Linked DNA regions of Homo sapiens: region 1 is linked to region 2. Evidence: read pairs that join two places in POLR2A ChIA-PET (ENCODE). Cell type or tissue: HepG2. All regions are shown on one strand. Links, peaks and the distances in the headings refer to the core of each region. The heading gives the core; the rest is flanking DNA.

Region 1 (6,720 bases), core at 1,166-6,165, 200 kb before region 2:
TGTAGAGATGGGGGTCTCATCATGTTGCCCAGGTTGGTCTCGAACTCCTGAGCTTAAGCAATCTGCCCACCTCGGCCTCCCAGAGTACTGGGATTACAGGCATGAGCCACGGCGCCTGGCCCGCTTACTATATTCTAACCTACTTAGTCATGTCCTTTATGTCTACAGCACTTTTTTTTTTTTTTCAGGCTCTTCAAGTTGGAGTGCAGTGGTATGAATCATAGCTCAACTGCAGCCTCAAACTCCTGGGCTCAAGCAATCCTCCCACCTCAGCCTCTGGAGTAGCTAGGACTACAGGCATGCACCACCACACTTGGCTAATTAAATTTAAAAAACAAAAAATTGTAGAGACAGAGTCTCACTATGTTGCCCAGACTGGTCTTGAACTTCTGGCCTCAAGTGATCCTCCTGCCTCAGCCTCCCAAAGTGCTGGATTATAGGCGTGAGCCACCACTCCCAGCCTATCTAACAGCATTTCATATTGTGATTTTTCCTCTGATGATAAGTGTCAGAGAGCAGCCAATTTCCCTTTTAAAATTACCTTAGTATCCAAGGGAAAGGAAACCACGTGCTATGCACAAAGTCTTACATATTAATGTTCATAACAGCATTGCTCAAAATAGCCAAAATTAGAAATAATCCAAGGGTGGGGCACCACGGCTCACGCCTGTAATCCCAGCACTTTGGGAGGCCGAGGTGGGCGGATCACAAGGTCAAGAGATCGAGACAAGCCTGGCCAACATGGAGAAACTCCGTCTCTACTAAAAATACAAAAATTAGCTGAGTGTGGTGGCATGCGCCTGTAGTACCAGCTACTCAGGAGGCTGAGGCAGGAGAATCGCTCAAACCTGGGAGGTGGAGCTTGCAGTTAGCCGAGATCGTGCCACTGCACTCCAGCCTGGTGACAGAGCAAGACTGTCTAAAAAACAAAAACAAAAGCAAAAACAAAAACCAAAAAAAAAGAAAGAAACAATCCAAATGCCCATCAACAGGAAAATGGTAAATAAAAATGTGGCATTTTCTTACAAAGGAATATTACTTAACAATAAAAATAGTTAAACTATTGATACATATAACACCATGGATGAATCTCAAAAACACTATGCTGAACAAAAGAAGCCAGATACAAAGGAGCTTATATACTGTACGGTTCTGTTCTAGAACAGCTCAAACAAATCTATAATTTTAGAAATCAGATCAGTGGTTGCCAAGGGCAAAAGAGGGCAATTTGACTGCAAAAGCATATGAGAGAACACTGAAGTGGATGACAACGATCCAGGTTGTCATCGTGGTGGCCATTATACACACACACGTATAGTTGTAAAAACTAATTGAACAGTAAACCTAAAATGTGTGCATTTTCTTTTATTTATTCAACCTCAAGAAAGCCGATGATTTAAAAACCCTCCTCCCAAACATGACAAATCCAAAAGCACTAAGGATTTTGAATGTCAGTTTGGCAGTGTACAAGTGAGTCTCCTTATCCCCATCCTTGTCAGAACAGAAATGACCCTTTTTTTTTCCTTTCTTTTTTGTGTTTTTGCCAGCTTGGTTTGTTTCTTGAATTTGCATTGCTCTAATTTGAGGCTTGAAACAATGATTGGAGTTATCAAGAGGGAAGAGCGCAGGTGAGAGAGTGGGTGTATCAGGGAGCTGGAAAGTCTGTGCAGCTGGAGCACATGATAAGTGGGAGTGGCCAGACTTTATGTTGAAGAGGTTGGCAGGAGATGGAGCCTGCAGGGCATGGAAGCCAGGCTGAGGGGTTCGCTAGACTTAGGAGGTGTAGGAGAGAAATGGAAAGATTTCAAAGGGGTTGGAAAGGCATAACCAGATTGGTTCTTCAGAAAGATCGCTCTGTCTGAATGGGAAGAATGGGGAGGGCTAGGGAAGGAGATTAAACCTGAGAAACCAGCTGGAGCTGATGCAGTGGTCCAGGGGTGAGATGATGGGGACAGACTCCAGATACCATTCATCTATCTAACATCTATCTATCTATCATCTATCTACCTATCTATCTATCTATCTATCTATCTATCATCTATCTACCTACCTATCATCTATCATCTATCTCTATCTATCTATCTATCTATCTATCTATCTAATCTATCTATCATCTATCTATCATCTATCTATCTATCTATCTATCTATCTATCTATCTATCATCTATCTATCTATCTATCTGAGACAAGGTTTCACTCTGTCGCCCAGGCTGGAGTGCAGTGGCACGATCTCAGTTCACTGCAGCCTCCGCCTCCCGAGTTCCAGCAATTCTCCTATCCAGCCTCCCTAGTAGCTGGGATTACAGGTGTCACTACCACACCTGGCTAATTTCTTTTGTATTTTTGGTACGGACAGGGTTTCGCCATGTTGGCCAGGCTGATCTTGAACTCCTGACCTCAAGTGATCCACCCGCCTCGGCCTTCCAAAGTGCTGGGATTTCAGGTGTAAGCCACCGTGCCCAGCCCAGATACCATGTATTTTGAGGAGAAGCTGAGCATTGTTGGGGACAGCACCACCATTAGACCTGGACTATTGGGGCCCAGGGATTTAGAGAGCCCCACATATCACACCCACCCACACACCCACCCACACACAACAGTTTATTAAATAACAGATAAGCACCTCTGTCCTTTGGGATCTGGTGCCTGGTACTGGCACAGTGGGACCCACATCACTGATTATTCTCTTTCACAACCAACACTGTTTAGGCCCCAGGAAACAATCTCTACATGTGGCACTCGACTCTGAAAACAACAGGTCAAATGTCCTGATACTTCGTGGATGATGCCACCGCAGACATAGGAGACAGACACTGCTTCAAGAGAGGATTTGAGTGAACTTGGAGGTAAGAAAAAAGACAAATTAACATTTTAACTCTTCCCTTTCAGCATAAATGCCAACAAAAAAACTCTTTGTTTTGCCAGAAACACTGAAAGTCTATTTTCTTGCAATGTGTGGTTAGAGAGATCCTCCTGAGTTAGAAATAAACAGTACATGCAACAGTTGCACATGGTTGCTGAGAAACATTTGGCAATATTGCATCATTATTACTCCTAAATGTGTGTGTCTGATGTCTGTAGATGGTGCCCACATACAGCCTGAATCTAGTTCTTTTTCTCTTTATTTTCTTGAGACAGAGTCTGGCTCTGTCACCCAGGTTGGAGTGCAGTGGCACAATCTTGGCTTACTGCAACCTCCATCTCCCAGGTTCAAGAAATTCTCCGGCCTCAGCCTCCTGAATAACTGGGATTACAGGCGCCTGCCACCACACCTGGCTAATTTTTGTATTTTTAGTACAGACGGGGTTTCATCATGTTGGCCAGGCTCGTCTCAAACTCCTGACCTCAAATGATCTGCCTGCCTCGACCTCCCAAAGTGCTGGGATTACAGTTGTGAGTCACTGCATCAGGACAATTGAATCTGGTTCTTGACATGGGCATGTAGAGGCTGCATGCTAGCCTCGTGAATAATTTTCAGTTGTACAAATCTTTTGGACATGATTTAATTAATTAATTAAATTTCTTTTTTTTTTTTTTTCGAGACAGAGTCTCGCTCTGTTGCCCAGGCTGGAGTGCAGTGGCACAATCTCAGCTCACTGCAAGCTCCACCTCCTGGGTTCACGCCATTCTCCTGCCTCAGCCTCCTGAGTAGCTGGGAATACAGGCGCCCGCCACCATGCCCGGCTAATATTTTTTTGTATTTTTTTAGTAGAGACAGGGTTTCACCGGGTTAGCCAGGATGGTCTCGATCTCCTGACCTTGTGATCCACCCGCCTCAGCCTCCCAAAGTGCTGGGATAATTAATTAAATTTCTAAAACTTAAATGTAAACATGTCAGCTTCATTTAAAATACTTTTGATTTATAACGTTCAGGCACTTAGGCCAATGGGGTCTGGGGTCTCCGTCTGCTCGAGTGTAGAGATCCCAGGCGCAGCCTGTGTAGGGGAAGGGTGAATAAGGAGAGCTACCACCATTCAAAGCGGAGCTGTGCACTGTGAATGCAGTACAGAGGCGCTTCCGAGTGCCTCTCCTTGGCAGGAGTAAGTGGTCTTCAGTGTCCTCACTGTCCCTCAGGCTGCCGCTTGGGGGTCTCACTCTCCACCTTAGACTATCCAAGTAATTCCTCCAAGCTCATCTGGCACCTACCCTACCACAGTACAATTTTCTCTGTCTCCTAACATTTCAGGTATGCATGAATGCCTCTAAAGACTGAGGCTTTAAGTAGTCCTTCTAGCTCGTCTGGCCCTATCCTCCATCTGGCCCTGGCAGGATGTCAAAAGAAGTTAGGCAGGAACAAAAGAGAGAGAAAAGGCCTCAGGGCAGGCAGTACAGGCTGGTGGTGAAGCGCAAGTTGGTGAACTTCTCTGTGCCTCAGTATCTCTACCTGTAAAATGAGAATAATAGTGGTACCTACTTCATTGGGTTGTTATGAAGATTAAATTGGTACATAGTTGTAATGCTTGGTTTTTTAAAGTTCTTAAAATTTTTTGGTAGGGATGGGAGGTCTCACTATGTTGCCCAGGCTGGTCTCGAACTCCCGGGCTCAAGTGATCCTCCCACTTCAGCCTCCCAAAGTGCTGGGTTTACAGGCATGAGCTACCACACCCATAAAATGCTTGTTAAATAAAATAAATTTGCTCCTAAGGGTCTTCTGATTATAATAACTATCGCTGTCAGTTTAACCATCCCCCAGACAAGCTGGGGTGAGGAGGGAAGAAAAATTTCTGCATTGCATATGTACTTCAGTGATTGCAAGCTACATCTCTCTTTTAAAGATATCAAAACATGAAAACGTGTCTATCCTAGGCTCAAGAAAATAAGACATTCCCCCCATTATATAGATGAGGAAAAAAGTGGCCCAGAGAGGCGAGGCAGTGTGGGAAACGTCACACAGCAGGTGAGCTGGAAGTCATCAGGGAAATGCACCTGTTTGAAACACTTCATTTCCTGAAAAAGTCACATTCCACCCTTCTTCATCAAGGCCAGAGCCAAGGTCTGTGTAAGACCAACCTGTGACCTGCTTCCACATGAGAATACATAGGCTGAGCAAATTGTCCTCATGGGGAACTCTGTGACTGGGCTGAGGAAAGACCCAAAAAGATTTTCTCAAGTTCAAATCCTGTTTTGTGATCTTGGGCAACTTAAGAAACCTCTTTGAACTTCAGTTTCCTCATCTGAAAAGCCAGGGTTACAACATGTGTCCCACGAGATTGTGTATGAGATGAAAATGTGGGATCACATGCACATGCGCATGAGATCGCACCGAGCATGCCACCTGGTGTGCCGTCCATGCACAAGAAATTGTAGCCATTATTCTTCTGAATGGTGCTATTCTTGGGTTGAACCATATGAAACTGGGTTTTGCAGGTCCAAAAGCATTGGATATTATTCTATTTCATACCGTTCACTCTACTATTATTGAACAATAGTCCTTTCTGTGGCTGGCAAGAAAGGCAGAGCATATCGGCCCCATTTTGCAGAGAGAGAAACTGAGGCCTAGAGAGAAAGAATGACCTACCCAGGGCCATGTCCCAGTCAGGAACTGGAATCTGCCTGCCAGCCTCTCTTTTTCTCGCTCTTCTTTTCCTCATTTTTCCAATCCTGGGCTGCCGGCCATTATGGGTTGTGACCATAGCTAGGGTTTGATTCATTGTGAACAGGGCAAACAGGCTGGCCTGGGCTTTCCCCTGGAGTTGGCCCAGCCTGGGAAGTCCACCTGACTGTTTCCTGACACTCAGTTGTGCAACAGGAGATTGGGAACTGTGGGTACTGCCAGTTTAGGAAAAGTTTCCTTCTGTCCCCAACAACCTCCTATCTGCCCCTGCTGGGAATGAGCTGGCCCAGCTCCAGCATCCTCACTGGCCCACCTGGGATTGGAGACCAGGCCGAGAGTCGTGAGTGTCACAGTTCTAACATGGCTCTTCTTGCTTTCCCCCTCTGGCCCTTCTGGCTGGCTTTTTCAATCTCTACCCATGTCTTCCAGGCCTAGCAGAAACTGCTGATGCCTCCAGAGCTCTGAGTGCAGTGCAGACCTCTCTCCTTTCCTCGCAGCGCAGGCAGCTGCCTCCTGGATGGCTCTGCTCCAGGGCCCCATGGCAGTCAAACCCAACTTGCCAACTCAGACCTCTGCTCATCTGTGCAAACCTGTGACTTGTCATGTTCCCAGCTCCATACCGCAGGCTTCCTCACCCTTTCCTGCAGCCCCACATGGGAACACTTACCGTTCCCAAATGCAAAGTGCTACCTTTACCTCTGGGCCTTGGCAGGCACTGTTCCCTCTACCCCAAGTGCCCTTCCCCATCTGGCTCACTTCTATTCCTTCTCTTTCAACCTCAGCTTGAGGAGTGTGATGGTTAATTTTATGTATCACCTTGACTGGGCCACAGGGTGCCCAGATATTTGGCCAAACACTATTCTGGGTGTGTCTGTGAAGGTGTTTTTGGATGGGATTAACATTTGGGTAATCCCATGGGAGACTGAGTAAAGCAGATGGCCCTCCCCAATGTGGCTGGGCTTCATCCAATCAGTTGAAGGCCTGAATAGAACAAACAGGCTGAGTACGAGCGAATTCCTTCTGCCTGACTGCCTTCAAGCTGGGACAGGTTTTTTCCCTGCCTTTGGACTTGAACTGAACCGTTGGGTTTTCCTGGGTCTCAAAGCTGCCAGCAGCCAATCTTAAGATTTGTCAGCTTCCATCATTGCATGAGCCAATTTCATATA
Region 2 (6,720 bases), core at 739-5,738:
CCTGGGCCCCAGGAGGAGGCCCATGCCAGGGCCAGCATGGAAATGCAACCTTTCCTCTCCCAGCCCAAGGCTCTGACTGTCCTGCCATCCTGCCTCCCTCAGTCAGGGGCCAGCTGTGCCCTTGGCCCCAGTGGAATGTGTACCCTGGAGTTTTTTTGCCCCTGCTTTGGATTTAAGATCTTCCTTTCTCTGAAGCCACAGAGTCAACACATATTTTTACTAGGAGGCATAGTAGGCAGGGCACCCAGAGCCCAGAGCCCTGCCTTAAGAGGATTTATTATCTTTTTCAGGAGACGGGAGGGAGCACAGATGTGAAACCATAAAAATGATCAATGTGGCCAATGCTTACGTGGGACTTGGTGTGCACCAGGCACAGCTCTGATCTAAGGGATGTCCATGTATTAACTCATTTAATCCTCACAACAACCTATAAAGTATTGTCAACCTCATTTTGTAGATGAGGAAACTGAGGACACTTAAGATTGAGTAACTTCTTCTTGACCACACAGCTACGAAGTTGCAGAGTTGGGTCTCAGACTCCCAGGCAGCCTGGTTCTTGAGTCTACTCAACCAAAGAAGACACTCATATGGCAAGTGTTAATCCCTCTGTATCAGGCACCATCCTCAGTATTGGGGACCCAGTGGTGGAAAGAATAGACCAGGGCTCTGTCCTCAAGGGACTTGTCATCCTTCTTTCGCTCACTTATTCATCTACATAGCCACCCATCCACCATCCATCCATCCATCCATCCATTTACCCATCTATCCATCATCCATTCATTTATTTATCTGCCTATCCATCATTTAACCATCTATCCATCTATCTATCCACCCATCTATTCATCAACCTATCCATTATCCATCTACCATCCATCATCCATCCATCCATCAACCCATCCATCCATCATCTATCTATCCAGCCAGCCAGCCATCTACCCATCATCCATTCATCTATCCATTCACCCATCCATTCATCATCCATCTATCTATCCATCTACCCACCCATAATCTGACCAGCATCCACCCATCCACCCATCCATCAACCACCCATCTGTGTCGATTTTTATTCATTATGTATCTCCCATGCTTGGCATAGTGCCTGGACATAACAAGTCCTCAATCAATATTTGCTAAAGGAATGAAGGAATGAAGACAGACTTGGGCCCCGCCCCAGAGCACTGGGTTCTTGTCCCTTACCCTTTCCCAGTCACAGCACCATAAGGTAGTAAATGCTGCCATGACCACCTTATGGGATTCTTGGGAGGCTTTAACGGCAAGTAGGTGAATGCCTTACAAACTGTAAAGGGCTCTAGGGGCATAGTCAGCATCAGGCTACTGAGCTGGTGTGCAGGCACTGAGACCTGCAGAGCTGTGTCTCTCTCCAGTCTGGCTGGTGAGACCTGTCAGACACTTCCCCTCGACCTGCCAAGAGGCCCAGAAAGGAAAGGAAATTGACATTTAATGAGCATCCATGAAGTGCCAGGGACCTTCACATACTTTAACCCTCTCTTCTCTTTTCTTGTACAAATCAAAGAAATGGAAGCCCAGAGAGGTCCACGATTTGCTCAAGGTCACATAGCCAGAGAAGAGCAGAGCCCACATTCTAACCTCGGTCTGTGAGCCCCAAAGCCTGTGCTCATGGCCCTACCTATGCTACACCACTTCTTCTTAAAGGGGATGCTGTCAACTTTTCCCTAAGTCCCCACTGTTCAGGGTCACTCAGCAAGCTCTTGGTAGAGTCTTTTAAAACACGTTTCCATTTAGTTTTTGCATAGATTATTTCCTTTTTGTTTTATGGGACACCCCCCGACCCTCCCCACCCCCCCACCCCCACCCAGCCACCAACTTTTATTTGCAAAGAAAAGCCAGTGTAAATATTCCCTCCCACCCAGGTTAACCCTTGTCTGACAGAGGTGTATTCTGTGCAGCTCTCTGGGGGAAAGGATGAAAGGTCACCCGGGCTTGCCTGGGCTTCCTGCAGGGCCTGTTTGACAGACCCTCGTGATAGTTCACACACACATGTATCTCTGCCGCCTAATGCCATGGGTGGCAGAAACCCCTGATTCTCAATTTACCAGCTTCTTATGACCCTCAGCACAGACCAGCCTTCTAGGGTCCAAGTGTAAAGGAGACAGTCTTCCTGGAGTCTCTACCCTTGCACTGTGGGCTGGAACAGAAAAAGAAGTGCCCTCAGCCACTGTTCCTGGGCCACCCACCGAGGGCCTGGCATAGCACTGGGCACTTCACCAACATCCTCTCACTGAGTCTTCTGGAAAGGAGGGCTTGGTCTCAATGACCCCATTTTACAAATGGTGAAGCTGAGGCTCAGAGAGGCAAAGTCACCTGTCCAAGACCACACAGCTGGCCAGGGGAAAACTAAGCATAAGACACGGTCCTTGCTTATAAGTTGCTTTAAGTCCAGGGCTAAAAGTAAGACACTGTACATGTGAAATGACAAGACAGCCCCTCAGGCCAGGCACTATCTTCAGTGCCGGGAACAATGACCCAACAGGAAACTGGTTGAAGCAAGTCCCAGTTCTGCTACACACTTGCTGAGTGACCTTGAGCTGGTCACTTTCCTTCTCTGAGTCAAACATCTCAGTCTCTTATGCTCTTTCTTATGTAGCATCTGGTAAGAATGTATAAAGTAGGACCTCGTAAGGGCGTGGGAGAAGATGGCTGAGGTTTGTGGAATAGCACAGCATTATGGCTAAGAATTACTACAAAGCCCTCCTCCTACCATATAGAGATCCCCTCCACCAACATCCCAAGAGGCAAATCCCCAGGCAGGAGAGTTAAGGTAGACTGGGTTGGGGGGCTAAGCAGAGGATCTGCAAGCCCTGTGCCAGGCACCAAGGGGAGGAAGGAATGGCACGGGGCATTCCACACCGGTGGACAGGAATTCTCTCTAAGTCGGAACTCCAGCGGCTCCTCACCAGCCCCTCTTCCCAGGCAGCCTTCACCACAAGACCCAGCACCTCCAGTGTCCCCAGCCACAGCCCCCCACAGCACAGGCTCCTCCTGGAGTTGGCTCCAGCTCCAGCAGGCCAGCCATTGAAGGCTCCACCTCACCCCTTTAAATTCTATTTTTTCAAACCACATTCTTGAACTTGGCAGATAACGTGGCAGCCCGACAAGAGCCCTATTTACTCGGAGAGCCGTGAATGGGCCCTTTATAACAAGCTTCATTAATATTTCTACCTATTGGCCAGCTCTCCGTTTCCTCCCCCTATACAAACAGATTCTCCACACAGAAAGACTTTTCAAATGCTCTTGTTGACTTTCCCCAAACAGGGAGGGCAGCTGAGCCGGCAGGGGTGTGTGAGTGTGTGTAAGTGTGTGTGCAGGGGAGGGGGCGGCCGTGGGCTTGCGCCCGCCAAGCCTTATGCAGGAAGGAAAGAGGCCCACTATTCATGGGCAGGGACGGGCAGCTCGGGTGAGTCCAGGTATGCCATGCCTCACAAAGGCATACTCAGCCCAGCCTGCCCCACGAATTCCAGAGCCCTGGCCCGCGGAGGTAGGCCGTCCCTTCTCAGCTCCTGCTGCCTGACCAGTGACCCGAGGCAAGTCCCTGACTTGCTCTAGGCTTCACTGTCTTCTTTTGTCAGTTGAGTCTCTACCTTGCTACTCAAAGTGTGGTCCATGCACCAGTGGTATCACCATCCCCCGAGAGCTTAGGAGAAACATAGAACCTCTACCCAGATTTGTTGTCCCTGAATTTGCATCCTAGTAAGATCCCTGGGTGACTTGTGTGCACTATCGACTTCAAGAAGCATCTGATCCACTCCACATGCCTCCTCCATCACCCCCCTGCCACCACCACTCTAGGGCCCAAAGGCCACAGTGGACCTGACACATCATCGAGAAGGCGGCCACCAAGGCTCTTTTGCTCTCTAGTTCGACACCACAGCCCTGGCCCATGGTTGGGGCTCAGAAAATCAATGAATAAACAGAAAAGTGTATTGTCCAAGTCCACAGCCTTGTGCTAACGACAGCAATTCTTCCTCTTCAGCATTTGAGAACATTGTGAAGAACTGCCCGTTCCATTGTTCTGAAGGTCGTAGAGTCTTGGAAGGGACTTTCTAATATTGCAGTGGATGGGGTGAGCTCCCTGTCTTTTGGAGATATGCAAGCAGAGGCGGGAGGACGTGTGATGGGAAGTTGGAGGAGACACCATGCCCCATGTATAAAGAACGTGCCTTTGGGGCAGAGAAAAAAAATCACTGCAGGGAAGATGGTGTCCTCACTGAGCACACCCACAGGTGAAATGGGGGCCTCTTTAGAGACGGACAGACCCGAGTTTCAATGTTGGTGATGCCTTCTTTAACAATGAGAACATGGACAAGGTGGACAAGAGCCTTCACTTCCCTTCCATCTATTCATTCAATAAATGTTGATTCTATGTGTCAAGCCCTCTGCTGGACCTTGGGGACCTGATAGTTCATAAAATAGATTCTTTATTCCTATGGGGAGAGAGACAAACAAAAATCAATAAAAAATAAATATGGGCAGGGCGCGATGGCTCACACCTGTAATCCCAGAACTTTGGGAGGCCGAGGAGAGGGGATCACAAGGTCAAGAGATCGAGACCATCCTGGCCAACATGGTGAAACCCCATCTCTACTAAAAATACAAAAATTAGCTGGGCGTGGTGGCACGTGTCTGTAATCCCAGCTACTCGGGAGGCTGAGGTAGGAGAATCACTTGATCCCGGGAAGCGGAGGTTTCAGTGAGCTGAGATCACGCCACTGCACTCCTGCCTGGTGACAGAGCAAGATGACTCCATCTCAATAAATAAATAAATAAATAAATAAATAAATAAATAAATAAGAATGCTGAGGAGAAAGTAGAGGAGGGTGACAGAGACAAGGTGTGTGCATGGGAGGTGGGGAAAATTATGAGTGAGGGGAGCTAGGGAAGATGCCACTGAAAGGTGACCTTTTACAGTCAGACCTGAAGACAAAGGAGCCAGTCACGTGAGAAGCCAAAGGAAAGGTACCCCCAGCATAGGGACAGCATGTGCAAAGGTCCTGAGTTAGGAAACACTGGGCGCTTTGAAAGGGAGGCAGCGTGGTGATCGCATTCCACACACAAGTGGGAGAGGAACCGTGGGAGGCGGGAATTTCCACCTTACAGAGCTGCAGAGGATGGATGGCACCCAATCGGTGCTCAGAGCAGGATGTGTTTGCTCTTCACTGACCCACAGGTCCTGATCAGAACTGCTGTCTGTTTCCATCTCCCGAGAACAGCAGGGGCAGTGCCTCAGCCTGGGGGCCACGGCCCAGGGCAGGGCCAAGGAGCTGCAGGGGCTGAATGAGCCGCCTGTGTGCATATTGGCTGCATACTCCTGCCTTTTTGGGGAGGGAGTGGCCTGCCCTCTCCTGGGACACCTGCCCAGCTTCAGCTGGCCTGGGTGGCTTGGACAGGAGTTCCTGACCCCCTGCCCAGTTCTCAGCAGCCAAAGGCCAGACCCTCTTGGGAGCACAGAGCCTGCCAGCCGGCTCACACCCTCCTCCCTCCTCCCTGGCCAGCCCTTAAGTACCAGGCTGGAAATAACCGGTTCTCTCCACCCCTTGGGGCCATGGGCTTGCCCACCCTAGGGGCTGAGGTGGCTGGACAGGGAGTGGCGGTGGGCTGTCCCAAGAGAGACTTCTTGGAGTCTTCGCTGGGAGGCTCCCACCCTTGGGTTAGTAGGGAGGAGTTGGTTCAATCCTGGATTTGCTGCTGCCTCTCCATGAGCCCTTCCAAAGCTGCCTTAGCATTCTGAATCTGGTTTTCCTTATCATTACAGTGGAACCGATCACCCCCTCTGAGGGCTGTTGTGAGAATTAAATAACAGATGTGTGAGCTTTGCAAACCGTGACGTACAATGCACACAGAAGACTTTGTGGTCGGGTCGGACAGTTCACTTTGTATTCGAGGTCATGAAAGGACTGAATTCTAGCATCTGGTCCCAACTTCACCTCTTAGCTAGACCACAGCGTTTCTGAAAATCTCAGTGTCCCCAACTGCAACATCAAGATCCTTGTTCCTACCTCAAAAGGTTATCATTAGAATCCAATTTATTCAAACAGTATGTGTTGAACACCTACTATGTACATTGCTCACAGCATTCTAGACATCTGTAGAGGTAGGCCCCCTTTCCTTCTTTGACTTCAAGTAATTCTTTCCAGAGGACTGAAGAGAAGACAAGGATATACTCTTGAAGGTAGACAAAGGACAAAGGAGAAAGGTTCTAGATCTCAGACTTGGTCCCTGTCGTTAGGTGGCTGGTTGAGGTCTTGGTTCAGTCTTTTACTGTCTCTATGAATTTGGGCAGGTTACTTAGCCTCTGCAAAGCTCAGTTTCCCCATCAATAAAGGAGGGAGGATATTGTGAACCAAAAATAAAATTCTAAGCCCCCTGCCCTCCAACCAGCTGGACTCCCTCCTCTGGGTCAAGGCACTCCAAAGTTCACCTGAAAGACTGGTTCAGGCCATAATGGGAAGCAGAGGTCAGACATGCCTCAGTAGCCCTCCTCCCTTTTGGGATTCAGGAAAAGCTGACCCCTATTTAACATCAACGCAGACCTGAAGTCTGATAAGGAACACTTACAATGTATTCTTTCTGAAGCCTGCTGCCTGGAGGCTTCATCTGCATGATAAAACTTTGGTCTTCACAACCTTTTATCATAACTCAGACATTCCTTTCTATTGATAATAACTCTTTTAACCAATTACC

Evidence for each region. ChIA-PET counts read pairs that join two places held together with the same protein. Peaks named below come from ENCODE experiments on the same cell type or tissue, not always from the same donor. Only the 100,000 strongest peaks of a DNase experiment are listed, where the experiment ranks them.
Region 1: POLR2A ChIA-PET joins it to region 2 with 5 read pairs; 6 of 35 experiments call an interaction of 5 or more read pairs at or near these places.

What each region holds. Positions count from the first base shown.
Region 1 is chr9:114,314,320-114,321,039 of GRCh38, reverse strand. LOC105376224 (a long non-coding RNA gene) reads left to right here and starts at 2,597. Exons shown (of 3, transcript XR_930255.3): 1 at 2,597-2,846. RefSeq lists an enhancer at 2,877-3,171. In HepG2, for the core only: no CTCF peak of the experiment used is centred there; no DNase peak of the experiment used is centred there.
Region 2 is chr9:114,114,995-114,121,714 of GRCh38, reverse strand. No RefSeq gene overlaps it. Among named protein-coding and RNA genes, the nearest start is that of KIF12, 19 kb to the right of the region's middle. RefSeq lists an enhancer at 1,752-2,046. In HepG2, for the core only: no CTCF peak of the experiment used is centred there; DNase peaks (open chromatin) are centred at 1,934, 3,304 and 3,894; H3K4me3 peaks cover 1,099 bases.